Linked DNA regions of Mus musculus: regions 1 and 3 are each linked to region 2. The links are chromatin loops, found by intact Hi-C in ENCODE. Cell type or tissue: heart. All regions are shown on one strand. Region 1 holds the start of Kif11 (kinesin family member 11). Region 2 holds the start of 4931408D14Rik (RIKEN cDNA 4931408D14 gene). Region 3 overlaps Cpeb3 (cytoplasmic polyadenylation element binding protein 3).

Evidence for each region. Peaks named below come from ENCODE experiments on the same cell type or tissue, not always from the same donor. Only the 100,000 strongest peaks of a DNase experiment are listed, where the experiment ranks them.
Region 1: a loop joins it to region 2, with 2.2 times the contacts of the local background. A loop is called at or near these places in 2 of 42 quality-filtered maps.
Region 3: it touches region 2 in a loop (9-fold over the local background); 2 of 42 quality-filtered maps call a loop at or near these places.

Annotation. Positions count from the first base shown.
Region 1 is chr19:37,371,536-37,379,535 of GRCm38, forward strand. Kif11 (kinesin family member 11) reads left to right here and starts at 4,847. Exons shown (of 22, transcript NM_010615.2): 1 at 4,847-5,132. The coding sequence starts at 5,059. In heart, a CTCF peak has its summit at 4,776; a DNase peak (open chromatin) is centred at 4,746; H3K4me3 peaks cover 3,266 bases; H3K27ac peaks cover 2,183 bases.
Region 2 is chr19:37,262,780-37,270,779 of GRCm38, forward strand. It overlaps Ide (insulin degrading enzyme), which reads right to left. Exons shown (of 25, transcript NM_031156.4): 25 at 5,964-8,000. The coding sequence ends at 7,963. It overlaps 4931408D14Rik (RIKEN cDNA 4931408D14 gene), which reads right to left and starts at 1,316. Exons shown (of 3, transcript NR_040299.1): 1 at 1,075-1,316; 2 at 818-956. In heart, a CTCF peak has its summit at 3,183; DNase peaks (open chromatin) are centred at 1,562, 1,882 and 3,152.
Region 3 is chr19:37,175,061-37,183,060 of GRCm38, forward strand. The region is part of intron 1 of Cpeb3 (cytoplasmic polyadenylation element binding protein 3); the gene reads right to left. A330032B11Rik (RIKEN cDNA A330032B11 gene) reads left to right here. Exons shown (of 3, transcript NR_045329.1): 2 at 955-1,016. Among named protein-coding and RNA genes, the nearest start is that of A330032B11Rik, 5.2 kb to the left of the region's middle. In heart, no CTCF peak of the experiment used is centred here; DNase peaks (open chromatin) are centred at 1, 131 and 3,011; H3K4me3 peaks cover 3,726 bases; H3K27ac peaks cover 3,415 bases.

The DNA.
Region 1 (8,000 bases), 110 kb after region 2:
TTCTGGCTTTCCTGAAAATCACTAAGCAGAACAGGCTGGTTTCAAACTCACAGAGATCTTCCTGCCTCTGGCCCTGAGTGCTGGGATTAGAGGCATGTGCCACTGCTCCTAGCATTAATATAATATAATATAATATAATATAATATAATATATGGTTTAAGAACAAAATTGCATAAAAATAAGATGGATTCTTTCTGATCAAATGGAGGATTGTTTTTTTAAAAAGATTTATTTATTTATTTAATGTACATGAGCGTCCTATCTATATGTACACCTACATAACAGAAGAGGGCATCAGATTTTATTATAGATGGTTATGAGCCACCATGTGGTTGCTGGGGACTGAACTCAAGACCTCTGGAAGAGCAGACAGCAGTCTTAACCCCTAAACCATCTCTCCAGCCCCAAATGGAGGATTTTTAAAAAGTGGTTTGTTTTTACTTTATGTGCATTTGTGCTTTGCCTGTGTGATGTCTGTGTCATATTCCCTGGAGCTGATGTTGCAGACAGTGAGTGATAAGCTGTCGGTGTGGCTGTTGGAAATTGAACCTGGGTCCTCTGGAAAAGCAGCTGAGCCATCTCTCCAGCCCCCAAAGGGAAGTCAAGTTTCCTTTACTGTTTGAATTGATATTCTTGGCTCTAAGAAACATATCTGGTGAAATGTAGCTAAATAGTAAATGTTTTGTTGACTAATCTTGGTACTGCCCTTTCATATATCATGTTTCAAATGGAATATTCAAGCAAACCATGTGCATGATGTTGCTAATGGGAACAAATGTGTTCATTCATGTAGAAGCTGAAACGAAGCGCTCTGGACTCCAAATAATTCATCGTTTGGAGAAAACAATTAGCAGCTAGGTTTGTAACAGGACAATGCCTTTACAGTGCTCTTCGATAGGAATCTTACATGTATAGAAGAATGCTTGGTATAGGTTTCATTATGTCCCTGTAATGTATGTAAGCATACACTTCTCTTTTAAATGTAAAGAACAATAGGAGTATGTGACCCTCTGGCCTATGATTCTGCACACATAGGGCTCGTTCATCCACATTAGCACACTTATACTATACCACAAACACACACCAAGAAAGACTTAAAAACTCTTAACTTTTTTTATGTGTACAAGTGTCTTATCTACATGTATGTCTGTGCTTGTTGACTACAGAGGCCAGAAGAGAAGATCAGATCCCCTGGGACTGCAATCTCAAAGAGTTGTAAGCCACTAAGTAGGTACAGGGAACAGAACGTGGGTCCTCTGGAAAAGCAAGGTCTCAAATACTGCAGGCTGTTCTTGACTCTGATGTAGCCAAAGCTGACCTTGAACTCCTGATCCTCCTGCCTCCACCTCCTGAGTGGTGGAACTTACAGCCTAAGCACCAAGCCTAGCTCAAGATTTTCCTTCTTTGTGGACCTGAGGAGATGGATCAGTAGTTAAAGAAAACTAGCTGCACTTCTACTGCCTCCACCTCAAAAGTACTGGGATTATAGGTGTGTGCCAATATACTCAGCCTTTAGGATTTTTTTCTTTTTTTCAGTACCAGGGATCAAGAGCAAGGTCTCAAGCATACTGACCCAATGCTGTGCTACTGAGCCTGTATTTGAAATTTTTAGCTATTTTCTTGAATTCCTTGCCACAATCAAAAAGATTGTACAGAGACACTGTTTTGATACTTATGAAGGAGAAAGACATTTTTTCCTTTTCTTTGCTTCTTTCTTTAAAAAAAAAATTATCTGCTAGGCACTTAATCCTCTAATGATTCTAACAATAAAACAGGAACCCTGAAAAAAATTAAAATTACACACACACACACACACACACACACACACCATGTTTAAGGGTTGAGAATGCTTGTTAACGGTACAGTACCTTCCTGGCATACATAAAGCCTTAGGTTGGATCCTCAGGGCTTCCTAATGCTTTCCCAGGAGATTGATGCTGGCACAGGGACAGGCTGAAACTCTGCTGTCCAGAGCTCTCCCCCAGGAAAAGGCATCATCTTTCAGTTTGGGTAATTTATCTTACAGCTCAACCTATATAGATATGCTTCTGGGCGTCGCTTTCCATTACTCTTGCAGTTCTGGCTCAGAGGGGAAATAAATGAATTTCTTTGCACCAACTCTTGTTTGCAGGGCTTTGTGTATGTGTGTGTGTCTGTGCATTTAGCAAGCAGCAGACCTGGTAAGTCAGATAATGATAATTTTTATTATCTCCATTTTACTACAAGGAAACCCAAACTGTGAAATGTTAAGTATTTTCCTTCAGGTACCAAGGATATATTTACTTTGTCTGTAAATATATATAAATGTCTTACAAGAGACTGGAAAACCAGCGAGGGGTGTAGATGGTAGAGTGCTGGTCTAGCACAAAGAAGCCTTGGGTCTGATGCCCAGTCCAGTATAAATAGGTATGGTGGTAAACACCTGTGATCTCAGCACGGGGGAGGTGGACGCAGTATGATCAAAGCCATCCTCAGCTAGCCAGTGAGCTGGAGGCTAGCCTGAGCTACATAAAACCCATCTCAAAAAACCCCAAAACAATGTGAAGAAGGACCCAGATGAAGTTTACACTCAGGTAGGAAAAAAAAAAAAACCACAACATAATTATAAAGTGTAGTGTTAAAGAAGCAAATAGCAAGTTCCTTTAGACAGGATGGTCAAGTTTTGTTTTTTCTAGGGTCTCTTGTAGTCCAGCCTGGCTTGAATTTGCTAATCCAAACCCTGAGACTGAGATTACAAGCTTGTTCAACCAACCCAGTAAAAAACAAACAAACAAACAAACAACCCCACCAAGCCATGGGGGCTGGTGAGATGGCTCAGTGGTTAACAGCACTGACTGCTCTTCCAAAGGTGCTGAGTTCAAATCCCAGCAACCACATGGTGGCTCACAATCACCCGTAATGAGATCTGACGCTCTCTTCTGGTGCGTCTGAAGTCAGCTACAGTGTACTTATGTGTAATAATAAATACATAAAAACAAAACAAAAAAACCACCCAAACAAACAAAACAGTCTTTAAAAACCAGAAACTGACAGAAAAATGAGAATGAGGAAGGCATCCAAAGTGCCAATGGACTAGAGTTCCACTGAGGCGCTGGCACTCGTAGTACAAGGGGAGACAGAGAACAGGGTAAACACCACCTTAGAATAGTGGTCTGCATGAATGACCCTTTCACAGGGGCCAAGCAAGCCCATCGGAAAACACAGGAATGGTAAGACCTTTTGCATCTAATTCCAAAAGATTAAAAAAAAAAAAAAAAAAAAAAAAAAAGACAAAAAGACAAAAATCATGGGATGCAGCACTCGGGAGGCAGAGGCAAGTGGATTTCTGAGTTCGAGGCCAGCCTGGTCTACAGAGTGAGTTCCAGGACAGCCAGGGCAATACAGAGAAACCCTGTCTCGAAAAAAAAAAAAAAAAAAAACCCAAAAAAACCAACAACAACAAAAAAAATCATGGGCTGGAGAGATGGATAAGAGCTGTTAAGAGCACTTCCTGTTCTTCCACAGGACCTGAATTCAGGTCCTAGCGCCCACTGTAGGTGGTTCACAACTGACTTTTTAACTACAGTTCCAGGGCATTCAATGCCATCTTCTGTCCAAGGGCACCACCACACACTTGGAGGACACACACACAGACACACTACCCCACACATAAATAAATAATCTTAAGCCACACCCCTCAAAAAAAAAAAAAAAAAAAAGCAAACAAGAAACCAGCCAGGACTGGTAGCTCATTCTTTCAATACCAGTATGCAGAAGGCAGGAAGATCATTGAGGATTCTCACAGGGCCAGCCTTGTGTTCAGAAAGATATCTTGTTTAAAACAAACGAATAAATAGCAAATGATGGACATAACACAGTTTGATACTAAACTGGAAATGTATGAAATGGACGCTTGAACTCCTGATCTTTCTGCCTCTGTCCCTATATGTGTTTGGTTTGCTTTTTAAAGGATATTTGCTGAGTGAATGCAGTAGCAGGGAGGAGAAAAAAAGGGTAGCAGTAGGAACATCGAAGGAAGTCATTCAGGGACGAGATTCAAAGTCTTGGAGGAAGGTGATTGCAGAGGAAGGGTCTGGTTAAAAACACGTGTTGAAGTGAGAAAGACTGGCCGGAGGCAAGGGTATAAAGATGTTCAATATGTTCACTTTGTGGGACATTTTGAGATAGCAGTGAGTCTCTGGGGCTAGCTTTTGTTTTGTTTTTGTTTGTTTGTTTTTGGAGACAGCGTTTCTCTGTGCAACCAGCCCTGGCCGTCCTGGCCTCGCTTTATAGATCAGGCTGGTCTGGAACTCGGAGAGCTCCTCTGCCACTCCTGCCTCCGAGAGTAGTTTACCAGTAGACAGTTGGCTTTGCTTAATCCAGAGGACCAGGGATCTGGAGTGCGGAAGGCGGGTATTTGGCGAGGTCGGCGGCGCTTTCTCTGATCCTCGCTAAGTTACATCGGAGAGGCTAAACCGCATTTAAGATCCCGCGAAACAGAAAAAGCAGCTCCGGAAACCCGATGAGGCGGAGGACTCGGCTTTTCTGTTTCCCCGGTCCCCACCTACACCTTAAACGGCCGAGTTGTTCGTCACCTCTCTACGGAAAGCGAGAAGCCTCGGAGGGCGGTAAGGACCCAGCGAATGCGGCGATGTAGGCGTCCCAGGCCCCAGAAGCCCGCCAGCGGCAGCACTGAAAGCTTGCACAGTGAACTTCGGACTACAGGAGCCAGCCTGCACCGCCATCCATTTCTTCGGGTCACGCCCCGTCGTCACCACAGTGACGACACGGCGTCCCATGATGCCTCGCGTGCCGCTCTGCTATTGGTCCGGTCAGTCGTCTCCATTTTTCAAAATTGAGGCGCGGAATCGTTGCTGATTTCGGAGCAGAGGAGGAGGTTCGTCCTGTCCGGCTTTTGCGGGGCGGCGGCCACGGCCAAGAGGCCTGCGTGGACCTCGGGGACGCCGAGCTGCGAGTCTCGGTCCTCGTGGCCTTGGCAGCACCGGGTGAGGAGAGGCTGCTCCCGGTTCTCACTGTGTCTGAGTCTCCGCTAGGCCGGCAGGTTTTGGCTCGACCGTCATGGCGTCCCAGCCGAGTTCTTTGAAGAAGAAAGAGGAAAAGGGCAGGAACATCCAGGTGGTGGTGAGATGCAGGTAAGGAGAGGCTGGGACGAGTCCGGACGCGGAGGCTTAGCTTTTGGGCTAGCCGTTCCGGAGAGCGATTTGTTTACCTTTCTGAAGGACACCAAGTCATCGGTTTCTGGGGCTCCCCGTGTTTTGTTCGGTAAACATGCTACCACGTTTAGTTCTAAATTAGGGTTTGTCTCGGGGGGGGGGGGGATGTTGGTGTTGGTTAAAGTTAAGCTGCAGTCACAAAGAATTTGATGGTTGCTCTTCGCTGAAAAGTGCGTTCCCTTTTAAAAGCCAATGTCGCCGAAAATTTAGCTGTCATTGCTCTGTGCTACCCCGTCCGAGTTGTCAGTTTGGGAATAAAGCTTCCTACTTACTTTGCATGTAGTTTGGCGCTCACCTTGGGGTTATTTCCACTTCGGAAAGACTAATAGTTCTTTATTCTGTGTGTTTGGTCCAATAGATGAAAGTAGGTTTGCTTTTAAAAGGGAACGCACTTTTCAGCGAAGAGCAACCATCAAATTCACCTCTAATAACCAAGTAGACATTGCTGAATTTAAGCTAAGCTGTAAAATGAGTTTATGAAACTCACGAGCTAATGAAAGTACATGGCTAAGGTGCAGCATCTTTTCTCTTTCTCATTTTTCTTCTTCTTCTTTTTTTTTTTTTTGGTTTTTCGAGACAGGGTTTCTCTCTCCTTCTTTCTTTCTTTCTTTCTTTCTTTCTTTCTTTTATCTGCCTTTGTTCATTGACCAAAAGACAAAATTGAGAGGAGGGAGGGTGTGGGGTTCAGCTCTCCCCGACTGACATCCAAATAACTTACCCAGAGTTTTTAATTTTTTTGAATTTTTGTGATGTTACCGAGGTTGGTCTGGAACTATATGTTAGCGTACTTTACTGTCTCAGCCTCTCGGTCGTTTAGCTGGGATTGCTGGGTGACAAGTGTGTGCCACTGTGTCTGCCTTTTTTTTTTTTTTCCTGAGACTGGCCTCAAACTCCGACTAGCTCCCTGCCTTAGTTCTGAGTTCTGGAGTTATAAGCAATTCAAGTTTCAGCTACCAGACCCAAGTTTTTAAACTAGGTGACGTGTGTGTGTGTGTGTGTGTGTGTGTGTGTGTGTGTGTGTGTGTGAGCAACTCTAGGCTTGCCAAAGATACTTAATTGCTGAACTCTGGAGTTTTAGTTACTTAATTTGGAACTTTCATTTTAATCAACAGGAAAGCAGACACACTTAAGAATTTAGGAAAAAAAAAATTAGGCAGATTTAGGCAGGCAGTTGTGGGGCACACCTCTAATCCCAGCATGTTTTACAGATCGAGTTTCAAGACAACCAGGGCTACAAAGAGAAACTCTGCCTCAAAAAATTTTTATTTTTAATAATGGGTATATATTCAGGTGTTTGCACACATACGTGAGTGCTTGTGGAGAGCAGAAGAGAGCACCACCTCTAAGGCCAGAGTTACAGGTGGTTGTGAGTCACCCCCAGGTGTGGGGGCTAGAAACAGAACTCAAGGTCTCTAGAAGAACAAGAAGTGTTCTTACCCTAAGCTACCCAACAAATGCACTTTTTTTTACAATTTTTTTGCAGTATTATTATTATTAGTCAATATTGCCTTTTCTGTGTGCTATTATTTCCTTTGTTACTTACAAAGTGTTTGAGTCATAAAAAGTTACAAAGAACACTGACGGTGGGGGTGTGATGGTACAAGCCTTTAATCCCAGTATTTATCCCTCAAAGTAAGAAATAAAACATCTCATGTGTCCATACTGTCCTCCTACATTTCAAGGCTGGCCTTAAGAGAATTTTTTTTAAACATTTTTTTACCAGTGAAAACGTTTACACGTGTCTGTTATGTACAATAGTTTAGGCATAGGTTTTTCTTTTTCTTGTTTGGTTAGTCTTTTCTCTATTAAGTAGTGTTCCTGGCGCCAGTCTCATTAAGCTTTTTTTTTTTTTAAAGATTTATTATTTATTATATGTAAGTACACTGTAGCTGTCTTCAGACACTCAAGAAGAGGGAGTCAGATCTCGTTACGGATGGTTGTGAGGCACCATGTGGTTGCTGGGATTTGAACTCCGGACCTTCGGAAGAGCAGTCGGGTGCTCTTATCCACTGAGCCATCTCACCAGCCCCTCATTAAGCTTTAATAAGCAATAAATGAGGCTTTCTTAGGATGTTGTACGTTAGATCCTCATCGTCTTGTGTTTGGTGGCAGGGTCTCACTATGTAGCGTTCTGCCTCCCCTGCAACTCATCTGCACCCAGGCTTGAAGTCCTGCAGTCAGTGCTCCTGTGGCAGCCTCCTGAGCCTTAGAAGTGTGAGCCACCATGCCTGATTTTTGATGCTGTTGCCTGTGCCTTTGGTATCTGATCCAGGGAATCGTTGCTAAAGCCAAAGCTGCCAGGCTTTTTCTTCTTTGTTTCTCTAAGTTTTATGGTGTTACGTCTTAGGTGCAAGTTTTTGGTCCTCTTTATGTGATGTTAAGTGAGACATTCGGCTTCATTGTGTAGGATACCCAGTTTTCTGTCACCATGTTACAGAGATTACTGAATGGTTTGGCTCATTTGTCTAAAATCATTTGCCCATATAGGAGAGGGTTTATTTATGAGCACTCAATCCCACTGGTCTGTGTCTGTCTGTTCCAGTCTCGTTTATCGTATAGTTTTGACTGCTTACACCTTTAGAATAAATTTTAAAATCAAGAAGTGTGAGTTCTCCCTGTCTCAAAAAAAAAAAAAAAAAAAACCAAAACCAAAACAAAACAAAAAAAAAAGTGTGAGTCCTGAAGATGTGTTGTTTTTGTTTGTTTGTTTGTTTTTCATGACAGGGTTTCTCTGTATAGCCCTGGCTGTCCTGGAACTCACTCCGTAGACCAGGCTGGCCTCGAACT
Region 2 (8,000 bases):
GAATTCAAAACCAGTCTGGACTACATAGCAAGCTACTGCAGAGAAAGGTTAGAGACATGACTTAGGCTTAAGAAAACACACACTCTCTCACATACACATGTACACACATACACATACACATTCATTCATACAATATACTCATTCATATATATATATATATATATATATATATATATATATATATATATACACGCACATAGTTAAATATACACACTCACAATACACATAACACATTCATACACACTAACTCATATGTGTATATGTATAGTTACATATGCATACTCTCACATATTCATAACACAGTATACATTCATACTCATACATATATACACACTCATACACAAGCATTTACTCATATACTCACTCATATACACATACTCTTTTTTTATACACACATACACAATACACACTCATATACACAATTTAAATAATAAATATATTTATGAAATTGAAAGAGAGAGGTTAAGTCAGCAAGGTGTACCTGCAATTTTTTCCCCTGCTGAGTACTTAAAAGCTCTGAACAGCAGAATGGGGAGGGAGTCAGTCAGTCAATTGAGAATTCATGTCTGATCCCTAGCACACACACAAATCAGGCCTGGTAGCACACACTTGTAACCCCAGTGCGGGCAAGGCAAAGGCAGGACAGTCCCTAGGCTTTGGTGGCCAGCCAGCCTATCCTTCTTTGTGAGCACCGTTTCAAGAGCAAGATAGATAGCTCCTGGAAAATAATATCCAAGGACGACTTCTGCCGCCCTCCCTCGCCCCCCCCCAGCCCCCCCCCCCCACACACACACTGAAGGGATGAACAAGGACTCACTGCAAATAAGATTTACAGTGATACAGGTTACAATGCTCACTGCACGGGCAGACCATTGGAGATTTACTCTCCCAAGTGACGACTCAGCAAAGCTCTGGACTTCAGGGCCTCAGTCACCCCTGCAGGCAGCAAGGCTGTTCTGAAAAGAAGAGAATCCATAAGTGCCTAGGCGCCTAGCCACGCCCCATTCCCACAAACCCTTGTCTGCTCAGCATCCTGGATGGTAGCAGGTAATTTCGGTGTGGCTTTCAGGCTACCTTTACTGTTTCTGATTTCTTGTAGAAGTCCACATTGCAATTCCTTTCTGGGTGGCGGTTTGGTAACGTATCAGAATCCTTAACCGTGGTTGTTAGGCGCGAGGACCCACAGCTTCGTGGCTGTCCTGGGCTTCTCTGACCTCAGCTCCAGCTTCGAGGGACTCCGGGCTGACCCAGAGTTTGCCAGAGCTGCAGGAGGTGTTGGATCACTCAGAGAAGATGTTTGTGCAAAGCGAAAGTCTACTGAAAACTGCTCAACAAGGCACTGGACGCTATGGTCAAAGTGCACACGGTATTGCCAAACATCAAGAGTTTTGAAGAAGAGCCAACAACAGTTTTGAGCAATTTGGGTGAAGGAGGGCGTTCTTTCTGACTGGACATGTGACCCTTGCCCCTAGTTCCGGGCTGCTGTTCTGTGGATCCAACTCTTGTTTGTAAATCAGCCTCAGAGGCTGAAGATGTCTGTCTGCCTCCCAGAGGATGGGCGACTTCAGGGATAGGACTCAAAGAGAGCAAGCTCCGAGCTTCCAGGCACAGAGCCAGCTGGTGCAAGGAAAACGACCAGGGGCAAAAAGGAGCACCACACAAAACAAACGCAGTCTATTGTCCAAAAAGACCTACAGTCATTAATATGATCAAGCTGAACAGCAGGGAGTCAAAATAGCCAAGGGAACAGAAAACCATTTAACAAAAACACAAAAAAGGCTCAATCCATTAGCGCTCAATACTCCAGCAACGCACCAGACAGTAATCGACCTATCAGAGAGAAAATGCACAAAGCCAAGTGGAACCTAGCCAGTCCTAGCCGGTGCCGTTAGTCATCTGGATCTGTTGACATTTGAAGAACACTCATCCGACAAGTATGGGTGAACATCACTCTCAAATTCAGATAAAATATTCGCTGAGGTTACATTCCAGACTGAAAACCACACTTAAACAAGCTTAAAAACAAAAGCCCTAGAAAATAGGCGTCGGCATCTGGCATGATAACACTCACCTCTCATCCCAGCACTCAGGACTGTGAGCTAGAAGCTTGGCCTCTAGCAAGCCACTATCTGGAAGCAAACAAATGCATGATCTTGGAGTTGAGTGAAATTAAACTAAGAATAGTGGAAACATTGCCGGGAAACCTCTAAATATTTGACAAATGCACGCTATATTTCTAAACTGGTGACACATGCTGTTAGACCCAAATACTTGCCAGCAGAGGTAGGAGGATTTTTTTTTTTTTTGAGTCCACAAAGTCCAAGGTCATACTAGACTAGGCTTACCATCTTAGAATTGCAAAAAACAAAAGGCACATCACCACCCAAAACAAACCAAAATGAATTTATTTCTAAATGTCACATAGGTCAAAGATGTCTCAAGAGAAACCTGAATATTTTTTTTTTAAGATTTATTTATTTATTATATGTAAGTACACTGTAGCTGTCTTCAGACACTCCAGAAGAGGGCGTCAGATCTTGTTACAGATGGCTGTGAGCCACCATGTGGTTGCTGGGATTTGAACTCTGGACCTTCGGAAGAACAGTTGGGTGCTCTTACCCACTGAGCCATCTCACCAGCCCGAAACCTGAATATTTTAAACTGAATGAAAATATAATGTATTCAAATGTGTGTGTGATACAACAAAAACAGAGTTGGGGTGGGGCAGATCTGCAACACTGAATAGCACATGTAAGAAAACAGTGGCCAGTGTAGGTGCCTGCAGCCTTGGCACTTAGGAAGAAAAATGATGAAAAATATCTGTAGATACAAGCGATGTAATTAGGTGAATAAGATACATTTGTAGTACTAATTTTTCCAAATTAGTTTTAAAATCAGTTCCTGGCGTTTTCTCCAATGATGACAAGAATTCTTTGGAGGGGAAACAACAGGACCAAGAATAATCTCACCTACCTTCTTTTTGGACAGGGTCTAGCTGTGTAGCCCCAGCTAAGCCTAAAACTTGCCATCCTCCTGTCTCAACCTCCTAAGTTCTGGGATTACAGGTGTGCACGCCTGGCTCTTGTCACATTTTTTGCTGATTTCTATATTACATAAATGGGAGTTGGCGGTGACATCAGGTTTTGTGTGGAACAGTCTCACTGAGAAGTGCTTTGTCTCCGCCTCGTGGTCAGGACTGGCTTTGCACTGTCAGCAGCACCCTTCCGCAGGCTAGTTCAATCAGAATGGCTAGAATAGCATCAGAATATGATCTAAATAAAACTCAACGAAGTTCTTATCATACAGATCAAAGTGTGGATACTTCGATTCTTCTTAGAAGGTGGAACAAAAAACCCGTGGAAGGAGTTACAGAGACTGAAGGATAGGCCATCCAGAGACTGTCCCACCTGGGGATCCATCCCATATACAACCACCAAACTCAGACACTATTGTGGATGCCAACACGAGCTTGCTGACAGGAGCCTGATATAGCTGTCTCCTGAGAGGCTCTGCCAGCGCCTGACATATACAGAAGTGGATGCTCACAGCTATCCCTGGGACTAAACCACCAACCAAAGAAAACACACGGTGGGACTCATGGCTCCAGCTGCATATGTAACAGAGGATGGCCTAGTCAGTCATCAATGGGAGGAGAGGCCCTTGGTCCTGTGAAGGTTCTATGCCCCAGTATAGGGGAATGCCAGAGCCAGGAAGCAGGAGTCTGTGGGTTGGGGAGCAGGGGGTGGAGGAAGGGGATAGGGGATTTTCGGAGGGGAAACAATGAAAGGGGATAACATTTGAAATGTGAATAAAGAAAATAATCTAAAAAAAAAAAAAAACCCAAACAACAACAAAAAACCCTCAAAGAAAAAGGTGGGCATGGTGGCAGACTCCTTTAATCCCAGCACTTCGGAGGCAGAGACAAAGCAAATCTGTGTGAGTTCAAGGCTAGCCTAGAATAAACAGTGTGACCCTGTCTTTTAAAAAAGGCTGGCAAGATGGAAGATGGTACAGCTAGTAACTCACTTGCTGCCAAGTCCAAGGACCTGTGCTCATTCCCTGAGGTCCACTTGGTAGAAAGAGAACCACCCGCTTATTATCCTGCCCTCCACATTGGTGGTGTGGCACGGGCACCTCTCACCCGCCCCCCTCCACCTCAAAACACTCACACACTTTTTATTTTTATTTTTTTAAAGCCAGGAGTGGTACGGCTTAGCTGGCCAGCGGACCCCAGGGCAATGAAGGATGCTGTTTTATAACACAAGGTGCAAAGCACCTGAGGAGTGACACCAGAAGACTCTGACACTCCCATGAACACACACATCATTTTAAAATATTAAAGTAAAAAAAAAATAACTTCCCAATTGATCAGTGTTCTACAGCAGAGATGCCGAGATGATGGTCTCACAGTTGGAATAGATGCCAGCGCCTCCCCCCAGCCTCCATGAAGCAGTGTGCTACATATCCATACCCTTGGAGCTCATGTTTCTGATTCCCCAGTGTTGGGATCATAGGCATGCACGGCCAGACCTAGTTGGGGACAATTTTTTTTTTAAGTTTATGTAAGTACACTGTCGCTGTCCTCAGACACACCAGAAGAGGGCACCGAATCCCATTACAGATGGTTATGAAGTCACCACGTGGTTGCTGGGAATTGAACTCTCAGGACCTCTGGAAGAGCAGTCAGTGCTCTTAACCACTGAGCCATCTCTCCAGCCCAGGGACAAACTCTTAAGACTTGTATTTCTCATCTCAAACGCATACAGACTTCTCAAAGACACATCCATGAGAACTTTAAGTGTATGCTAACCACTGAGGACCCCAAATAAGTGAACGCAAACTTTTTTTTGGAACATACTTCTTGGCCACATGGTAGCACAGGACTATAATCTGAGTACCAGAAAGGTGGAGGGGAGAGGGTCAGGAGGGCAGCCTGAATTCCAGGTCAGCCCTCATAAGCAAGTCTATATCTCATCTTGTCCCCACCCTTTTAGAGAAAGGGTCTAGCCTCACTGAATAGTCCTGGCTAGTTAGGAATTTCCTATGTAGACAGGTTGGCCTCAAACTCAGAGGTCTCCCTGTCTCTACCTATGTTGGGCCTAAATCACCACACCAACTCCATCTGCTTTTAAACAAACCAGAGTCTTGCTTTGCTCCCCTTGTTTGAAGGCATTCCGTAAGCGCCACGCTCTCCCATTTTTCCCAGTGCTCATAACCTTGCTGCGCTGTCTAGGACCTCAGACACAAGTCTGAACAGAGAAGGTGGCCTCGTGAGGGCCTTAGGAGAAGTGTCAGCGCCCCATCATTAAGCAGCAGCTGTCTGCCACACAGGGTCCCCTAGCAGGGCAGAGGCGGGCTCTGCACTTGTTGAAGCTTTCCTCATCAAATACTCTCATAAGCCTACTGTCATATCATATGCTGTTACACCCCTACTATAATAATACTGAGTTGAAAAGGGCTCCCTCCGTATCTACTAAAATATTCATGTTAAATTGGTGGTTTTTTTCTTAAGGTTTATTTTATTTATATGAGTACACTGTTGCTGTCTTCAGACACACCAGGAGAGGGCATCGGATCCCATTACAGATGGTTGTGAGCCACCATGTGGCTGCTGGGAATTGATCTCTGAAAGAGCAATCAGTGCTTTTAACCACTGAGCCACCTCTCCAGCCCCAGTGTTAATTTCTTTATCTGAGTGTGGGAGACACTGCTTAGCAAGAGTCTGGCCTCCAACATGGAGGCTCCTATTTTACACGTTATTTAGAAGACTAGAAGATGGAGCTGTTTCCGAACTGTTACTGAGTACCAACAAATGCACCTATGTGTGTGCACACAAGCACACCCATGCCCACTGCTTCCTTCAACAGACTAACAGAAGAATGAAATCCTGTCAAGTGTGAATGTTGACAGGGAAGCTCAAGTATTTCATCGAAACTACAAAGTCACACAACACAAAGCGCAGACCGAGTTCCAGGTCAGATTTATTGTAAACAGGATAACCTCAGGACCCCGCCACACTGACTGACTAAAAAGACTTTTTAAGTCTCTGGCAACTCGTGACTTTTTCACACATCTCACTTGCGGAAGCCTGAGTACGTACATGCGGTCTCTGGACAGTATGTTCTTGTTCATGGACCACAACCTGGACCCACTGAGATGAACCGGTTGGGATGCCAAGTGACACACAGGAGCTTGGGAACACACTGAACACCACATGCAGGTTCATGGAAGACGACATGGGATTGTTTCCAATCTCTTCAGGTGTCTTTTCTCATACAAATGACAAACTTTTAACTGTACCCATTTTTTTTTTAAGAGCTAAGTTACTCAACGGCAGGTGAGCATTTACAGAAAAGGTAGCAGACTGTTGTTTGTGTTTACAACGATGGATTCGAACACTCAGGACTAAGTTTAGATTCATCTTTGTATAGATTTTGCAGTTCGATGAAAAGCTGCATAGTCACACTGGGCGGGGTGGCGCAAGCCTAATCCCGGCACTTGAGAGGTGGAGGCAGGAGGATCAAGGAGTTCAAAGTCGACCTTGGCTACTGGGCCAGTTGCGCAGAGGAGAAGGCAGTGTTGACTCGTGTCTTCTGAAGGGATGGACAGAGACAGGCTTCTCACCGGGAGACTCTTAGAACATGTGGATAGAAGACGGGCGCAGCACCACAGGGAGAGCGGCCTCCACAGCCGCCCAAGTTCACCGTATTTGGAAAATGTGAAACTTAACCTGTGAAAAGCCGAGAGATTCTACAGCAGAAAATCCTGGCCAATCAAGTAACATGGGGCAGGAAGATGTCACCTGGAAACGCCACTCTCGGCCTCAGCTGGTGGACGAACAGGAGCGCTTTGCTTTCTGTTGCTATTGCCTGTGTGTGGAAACATAGCCACGCTTGTTCTTGAAGCAAGTTTTAATAGCAAATACTTTAAAACAGCTGTTAAATCTACAGGAACATTTTCACCTAAAATAGTATCTTGTGAAAAAAATAGTTTTTTAAAAGTCCACTCCAGTCATCATCTGTATGTTTATATTCATATATTCAAAAAAATAACACTTAAGGCAAGATGAGACCGGAAGCAGCGGGGAGTTTAGAGTCTTACGGAGACTGGCTATTTCAGAACGCAACCGTTTTGTATCTCCAAGGAGGTGGCTCTGTATTTGCTTCCTTTTAAGTCCCTAGAGGGGCAAATGTTTTAGTTCACACACGGATCACAATTTCACCCTAGGAGTTGTGGGGAGTTACAACAGCTGATCTTAGCACAGCACGTCTGCTGACAGAACACAGCAAACCAACTACGAGAAACAGAAATGTCAACAGAATCTGATGAGCGAGAGCCCACAGGAATCCTGAGAAATTCTGAACTGGGTGTAAGGTCAGTCTGCGTTTCTAGCACTGGGAATTCTGGGGCTTCCAGCATTTGACTAAGAAGATTAAAAAACATACCCAAATTTTATAAAATCAGCAAGTTCACTAATAAAGGAACATGGCATTGCTTTGTGCATCATCTGTCAAATGTAATGTTTTCTGTTGGTTTACAGGAAACCATCAAATAGAAAGCAGATGTGAAGATCGGTTTTTAAAAAGGTAAATGTAATCCTCTCTAAATGTTTTGAAGCCTTTAAGAAAAAAAGCTCTTTTTTTTTTTTTTCAAGACAAGTGACTATTTTACAGAATAAGGAAGAAAGACTGTATTGGGATATCTTTCTTCAGATTAAGCAGTTAATATAAGGGAATTTCTCTTAGGAATAAAAAGGAAAAAAATTAAGAGATTTAAGAGATTTTAAAAATATTCTACATCTATAAGATTTTATAAGTTTATTACTTTGGGTTTTTAACATTTCTACATAATAATGCCTGATTAACTCTTTTCTGTTTGTCTCTCTAATAGCAAGCCAGAAACTACTCAAAGCTGAGACTGTTTTCCCAGGCCCTGGAAGACACAGGAACATGTCTACTTTCTTCAGAGTTTTGCAGCCATGAAGTTAATATGTGGTTTCA
Region 3 (8,000 bases), 88 kb before region 2:
TTACTTGCGAAAATCCAGTGCCACCGCCACTAGCCAATTGCAATGCAAATCCATAATCTCGCATTTAGAAGAACAAGTCGGGCTGGGAGGGGGGTGGGGGGAGCTGGAGGGATCGAGCAAGGTCTCTAAAAATACTGTGAGAGCGTCTTCACCCTTTCTGACGTCTCGGCCCCTTTTCTGTGTTAGTGAGAGATGTGCTTATAAGACAGAAAGACAGCAATTTCGCCACGTCTCTTTTCCCTTCACCGGAACTCAGAGCGTTCACCCTGCAATGAGAAACTGATTCTGGTTCCTGTTTTTTCCCAAGCACCACCCTCCCCCAGTTATTTGCATACGTCAATAAATAGTGCTGCGTCCTTCAGCAAGGTTAAAAAGACTTGGTACACGACCCTCTTTCCCCCTTCCCCAGCTGGAGCACTTAGAAACCATTTTTTAAGCCGACTTAGCCCTCTTGATTAGCAAACTGCCTTCTTGCCTCGGATGATTGTTTCATTTGGCTGCAGCGAACCTCGAGAGACAAAATCTTTGGCATTTGTTGGAAGAACTCAGCTGCACAATCATTCTCTGGCCTCTCCGTAGCGGCAGCTACTCCATTTTGTTAGGAGACGTTTTAATATAAAAGAAACCTCAGTTTTTAGAAAAATGAAAATCGCCGGGCGTGGTGGCGCATGCTTGAAATCCTAGTACTCTGAGGGAGAGGCAGAAGGATCAAAAATTCAAGGTCAGGCTTAACTATTTAGCCAGTTCGAGTCCAGCCTGGTATATAAGAAACCTGACTTTAAAAAAAGAAAGAAAGAAAAGAAAAGAAGTAAAAGAAAAGAAAAAAACCTACTGAAACGTTTAGAAGTGTTTGCTTCTTATTACTCTAAGGATTGTGGGTTTTCTGCTTATTCTCCGATTTTCTCCTCTCCAGTTCTGCCGCCCAAGTGATTTACTGGCTTCTTGGCATTTCAGGTCTCTACGGGAGCCTGAGAAATTCTCTGCAGAGTGGAGAAATGCTTCTGCTTGGATTTGAGGTCAGAGGGAGGAAGGTGGGGAGTGAGGAGGGGAGGGGAGGGAGTCTGTGAGATGGAGAGGGGGCGGGACTTTAAAAATGCATCTGAGATTTAAGTAGACAGTCAAGATAATTCTGGGGTTGCCAGATTTTCATTTTTGAATCCTCCTGCTGCTGCCTCGGTCACAAGACTGGCAAATTTAGAATCCATTCTTTTATCACTAGTATTAGCAATGAAAGACTATGGTTTGACGACCCTGAATTACCATATGCTAGCAACTGTTAAAAATAGAGGAGTACAAAGTCCCAAATTCTCATACATTGTAATTATAGTGCATTACCCTCACTGCTTCATTTAGCCATATAAGGAGTGTATGGTATTTTCCACTTCACATAGCAGGGCTATATTCACCTATGTCATACAACCTGTTTTCTTACTCAAGGGTGAAAACAGTAATCATTCAAAACCAAGAGATTTCCATGCATGTAGTTATCATTGAATGAGCTTGTCTCAGAATATGTTTAATTGCTTTAAATATCTGAATATTACAGGGCTGAGACCTTGCAAACAAATATTTTGAAATTTTAAAGGAGCTATGACCAAACATATAATTATTTTTAGATGATGATTCAGTATAATTGCAATAAAGTTATTAATATATTTAATATAGTTAATTAACTCATATACTGGAGAAGCATCTTCCTTGGGACATTTGTAAAGGGCATTCAGACACACACACAACAGTTCTGCCTTTGGACTATTCAAAATAACAACTCTTAAAATGGAGGTGGTATCGCTCTTAACTATTACACAAAGGATAACAGACAAGAAGTTGGATTCACAGTTCTTTTTTTATTAAAGCTATGATTAAAGTACTTAACAGATACCATCTTTCAAAGTTTTATATACGAAGAGCATAGTGAGCTTCAGGAAACACCACTTCTCTCAGCCGCCTTACTTTCCTTTTTATTCCTCTCTTCCCCTCTCCTAAAAAAAAAAAAAAAAAAAAAAAAAAAAACCCAGCCCAGTATAATAGAGCATGCACCAGGGATTGCCTGCTACTATCAATAAAGCCTGCTTCAGATTGCTTTTCTTTTCCTCAGTTCCCTCTATCTGGAACAATGGCTTTGATTAGTGTTATAAATAGAGCACAGAGAGGAGAGTGGACCTTGGAGTCAGACAGCACGAAGTTCCATCCCTGCCAAAGAGGGTGGTCACAGAGTCATCTCCTACCTCCTCCTTACGGTGCTGCAGTAGACCATTGTACCTCTGGAATTTGAGTGCTTTGATAAGCTAGAACTTTCTTTACAATAGCTTTATCATCATGGCTGAAATATGTACTGGATTATAATTTTAGTATCACCCAGCTATTCTCATTGCTTGTAGTCAACACTTTTGTTAATGCCTTTAGCTTAAACTGCATTAAAACCCCAAGCCAAAAAGTAACCTAGGCTTAGAATATTTTATAATGGCTTTAATTAATAGTAACACTATAACATTAAATTCTCAAAATATTCTAACAAAACACTCCATGTTTTTCAGAATGCTCTTTAAAAATAATACAAATTTAACTTTCTGTATTAAATTCACTCGGTCAAGGTCAAGACCCACCTTTTAATATGATCTTTTAAACAAAAGCTAAGTCAGTGACTAATATAAAATTTACAAAGTCAATATGTAACATCCTTAAATAACTGCCTGTATAATTTGATTTGGAGGTTTTTTTTTCTTTGCTTATATATAGCAAAGTCTGAGAAATAGATTCCTGTTTCCCCTCCCCCACCGCACACAATAGACCGGCTTTTACATGCAATTGCCCAATTTCAAGTAACAAATTCATAGCAGCAGTTACCTTTAAGTGTCCAGTTTTTAAAGATCGATAAAATTGAAAAAAAAATGAATAGTATTTATTTCTTCTTTCGGGTTGATTATGTGACCGCTCTGGAAAAGCACTTTGACAACTGTAAGAAGAGTGGGCATGCGCACACAGAGAACTGTGGGGGCTGAAGTCCTTCACACGGTACTCTGCCTCTGCCCGGCTTCAGCACGTTCAGTCAGGAAAGGAGGAAGCCTCGTAAATACAGATTCCAAGGGGGAGAGTTTGTGCCCGGATTATATTATCGCTTCCTAACCAACATAAATCAGGAGTTGTTGAAATAAAAGAAGGAAAAATAAACTGGATTGTCAACTTGATTTAGGAAGCAAGGCTAAAAGAGAAAGTAGATTGTAAGACTCGGAATAAATAGATCCAGCAGAGCTACCTTAAATGGTATTATGATGGTAATGCCTGGGTAGCCAGCAATAGGAACCCTAGCCGAGAGAAAGAGATCAGGGTGTGGAAGAAAAAGAATAGATGGAGAACTACTAGGGAATGAAAACACTTAAAGCCCCCATCCCTGCTGCTTTCCTGGCACAGCAGACAAGACAAGACTACATACACTAGGCTAATCTGGATCCTCCAGCCTCGACCTCCTAAAAGCTGGGATTATAGATATGTACTGCCACACCTGCCTAAAGGAAACACTTTTAATACAGAATCTTTAAGTATACCTTAATACTAAATGTACTACTGACCTTGAAGACAAAAATCCGTTTTAATCACCAATGCTGGACACCTTATGTACCACAACCGATGGATGGAGATGGGGCCTCCCTATGTATGCACCCCTGGCTGTCTGGAAACTGGTTGTGTAAATCAAGCAGGCTTCAAAAGTGGACCAATCTTCCTGCCTTTGCTTCCCTAGTGCTGGAATTAGAAGTTTGTGCCACCACACCCAGTTCAGGATTTCTTTGTATTTAATTTTTTACTGGATGAGCAAAGCCCACATCCCAGCACTGGGATCCCAGGCTGGGAGTTCTGACAGCCAGAGCTATACACAAACCATAAAAGGGCTGAGGAGATAAATTAGTTGATAAAGTCTTTGCCCTGAATGCACAAATGTATAAGAACCTGAGTTAGATCCCCAGAACCCATGTTTAAAAATAAACAAACAAACAAACAAACAAACACCTAGGCATGGCAGCATAGCACTCTTATAAACCCAGACTGGGGAGTCCCTGGGTCTCTCTTGCTGGCCAGCCTAGCGTAATAGGCAAGCCTAGTCCAAGTTGAGAGGTAGTCTTTAAAAACGTCTATGGCCATGTTACCCTGACCTCAACCTATCTCTTCTCATCTAAGCAAGGCTTAGTTAGTACTTAGATGGGAGGCTGCCTAAGATAACCAAGTACTGTAGGCTCTTGGCCTCCCAGTCTTTCCATTTTGGCCACAACCTAGGGCCACTCTAACATGTCCCCACCTCTCTGTACCCCAGAAAATAAAATAGTAGACTGCTCCTGAAGAAGCAACCTGAAGTTGACCTCTGGCTTCAACTAAGTTATACACACATATATAGACACATGTGTATAACCCCCACATATATAAACTCTCATACATATACACATGCAAAAAAAAATTCTACCTGTATGTTCTGATTCAACACACTTTATTTTTACCTAGTAAAATGAAAGTGTAACTTGCATTATTGATATAGTAATCAAATAAAATTCAATTCTTTCACTGCAAAATAATATTTGATCACATACTAATTAGTAAGTAACTTAAAACGTTAGGCATATAACTCATTGGACAATGACATACATACACACACACACACACACACACACACACACACACACACACACACACACATATGCAGGTACTAGTTAGGGAGAACTGTATTGGGGAGATACTTGGTTGCTTTGAAACAGAAGTTTGTGTAGTCCTGGCTAGCCTTGAACCTGCTATGTAGCTGAGGATGCTCTTGAATTTCTGATCCTCCTGTCTCTACCTCCCAAGTGACAAGATAATAGTTGCTACCACACAGAGCCTTTACTTTTTTTTTTATTAACTTCGTATCTGATTTCCCCTATTTTTACCTAATCTTTCCAAGGCCAGATCTTGCAACATTAGCATCAACTGTCATTGTGTCTCGCTCCTGAAAGCAACAGCTCAAGCTAAGGTTGCTCTCACATGGGCACAAGGTAATGCTTCTGTGCGATCTGGTTTCATGCGGTTCATCCATGGGGTTCAGAGTGAGCATCACTTAATGACTTAGACTTGAAAACACCAAGTATCATTTACAACAGTCACAATTTTCTATTTCCCTTCCTAACTTGTAAATTAAAAGGACAGTGTTATCAGACACTTTGTGTCTAGTTATTTTGTTTGTCATTCCTTCCTTTTGTTTTTGGGTTTGTTGGTATTGTTGTTGCAGTGAGTTTTTGGTTTGGTTTTGTTTGAGAAAGGGTCTAACTGTGTAGCCTTGGCTGGTCTAATATTTTCTATGACCAGACTAACCTCAAACTCAGAGAGATGCATCTACCTCTGCCTCTCAGTTACTGAGATCAAAGGTGTGGGCGGGCATCACACAGATTGTTTTTGTTTTGAGTCAAGGTCTGGCCTAGCCTGCAACTTGCCATGTAACCAAAGCAGACTTTGAACTTCAGGTCCTCCTTCCTTTTCCTCCCCATCTCATGTGCTAGGATTACATGTCCCCACCCATCTCTACCCCAGAAAATAAAATGGCAGACTGCTCCTGAAGAAGCAACCTGAAGTTGACCTCTGGCTTCGACTAAATGATGCACTGCCACGTCTAGTTTATACGGTGCTGGAATGACCTCGGGGCTTCACGTGTGCTGAGCAAGCTCCATCAACTAAGCCACATCCTCAAACTCTCTGTCCAGTTATTTAAGGAATAGGAAGTTATATAAGAAAAAAAAACCAACCCTAATAATTTAGGTAAAAGTTAAGTGCAGTGGTGTATGTCTGTAATCCCAACACATCAGAGGCTGACACCGGAGGATTCATACTAGCTCCAGCCTTGACTATAGAGACTTTGTTGCCTAGCTCACTACCTTGTACCACCCCCCAAAAGGTTTTATCTATTTTTTAACCATTCAGATGCATGTTTGAAACAGTTTACTTGAACATTTAGTAATCCAACTAACCTCAAGTGCAGATCTACTGGTAATTCACAGGCTAAAAAAAGATAAACTCTGATGAGTGATAATGAGCACTGGCTGGAAACTTACTGTACTTAAGAGTGAGTAATTAATCTTTGCTTTTTCCCCCTAAAATGAACACTTAGACCCAAAAAGAACATAGCTCAAGCAAGAATACCAAAGAATACATACCAAGACCCTCAGCAAGGACAAAGGCTCTCTCTCTCTCAATAATCAAATATTGGGTGTTGTGTGTGTGTGTGTGTGTGTGTGTGTGTGTGTGTGTGTGTGTGGTATTCATGACTGCATGTATAATCACACATGTGAAGGCCAGAGATTGACACTGGTTTTGTTGTTTTTATTGTTCTCCACTTTATATTGAGGCAAAGACTAGCCTCACACTTGATCCTAGGATGGCTAATTCTGCTGGTCCAACTAGCCTGCTTACTCCAAGCCTGCTTACTCAGTCTCCTAAGCTCTAGAACCACAGGCAAGCTGCCATACCAGCCTATCGTGTTCATGGCTTCTCGAGATAGGTGTATAGCACATGCCTTTCCCACTGAGCCATCTTTCTAGCACCTCATTTTTTATTTAACCAAAATAGTCAAATACATTTTTTGAGACAGGATGTCTGTAGCCCAGACTAGCCTTGAGCCTCTGCCTCCCAGGCATGAAACAGCACACTCACGTACATCTTTCTGGGCTGCGTTCCTCTCTCCTTACTAGCACCACACTGCTTATAAATAAACATGGACAGTGTGTAAGCTTTTTCTTTCCTTTTACATGAGGGTCTCACTATGTTGTTCAGGTTAGTCTCAAACATAGGGGCTCAAGTAGTGCTCCTGTCTCAGCTTCTCGGGTATCTAGGAACAGCATTGGCAGAATAAGAGTGAACACAGGCTGCCTTCTGAGAACTGAAATTAATAGATATGCACCACCATTCCCAGTTCCATATATAAATAGAGAAGTGGATAAATGGGTGGATTTTTAGATAAAGGATATATTTATATAGAACAGCCAAAATTCTAGTATAAACTACACTTCACTTAGAAGGATAATTACACTAGGTGACTACCACAGGCAAGAGAACTAGAGGTTCAAGGTCTTCCTTAGCTACACATTAAGTTCCTAGGCAGCTTGGGCTACATGAGAAACTGTCTCAAAAACCAACAAAAGAAAGCTAAACAACAATAAATAAATAAATAATGCAAAAATTTAGAAGAACGACTAAGAAAGAGTAATACATAGGGAGTACATATAGTCAAAGTATATAATATATGCATATTAAAATGGTGTAATAATGCCCATTGTTTCGTGCAATGAATATATACTAATTTTTAAAGTATTAAAAAAGTTTAGAAACATAATCCAGAACTGAGAATATATTTCAGTGGTACACTGTTTGCCTAGCATGTTCAAGGCCCTGGGACAGATCCCCAGTACCAAATGAGAAAAAAAGAAAAAAAAAAAAAAAAAGAAGAAAAGATCTAGAAGAATATCTTCACAGCATTGAGGTAAACAACAATGTACTTGTTTGGGTAGAGGATTGAATCTAAGCTCACATACACTGAGGACATATTCTGACCACTGAGTTACACCTCCAGCCCCATCAGTCCTTTAAAACAAATCACAAAAATGATAGCCATAAATAAAATTAACAAGCTGGACTAATTAAGATTATGCTTCGCTAGGTGTGGTGGAGCACGACTTTAATCCCAGCACTCAGGAGGGAGAGGCAGGCAGATCTCTGAGATGAAGGCCAGCCCTATCTACAGAGAGAATTCCTGTGCAGCCAGGGCTACACAGAGAAATTCTATTTGGAGGTGGGGGGAAAAAGAATCTGTTTGCTACTGGACCTACTGGCCTGTGCTTACAATCCCAGCATTTTGGAGGCTAAAGCAAGAGGGATGAAATAGTGAAAGACCCTCAGAGAAGTTGTTAAACAGAGTTGTAGAGTTCAGCAAAAGCATTTGACCTGGATATGAGGTATGGGGAGCTCTGTGGATACATCTGGGGGTACAAAGT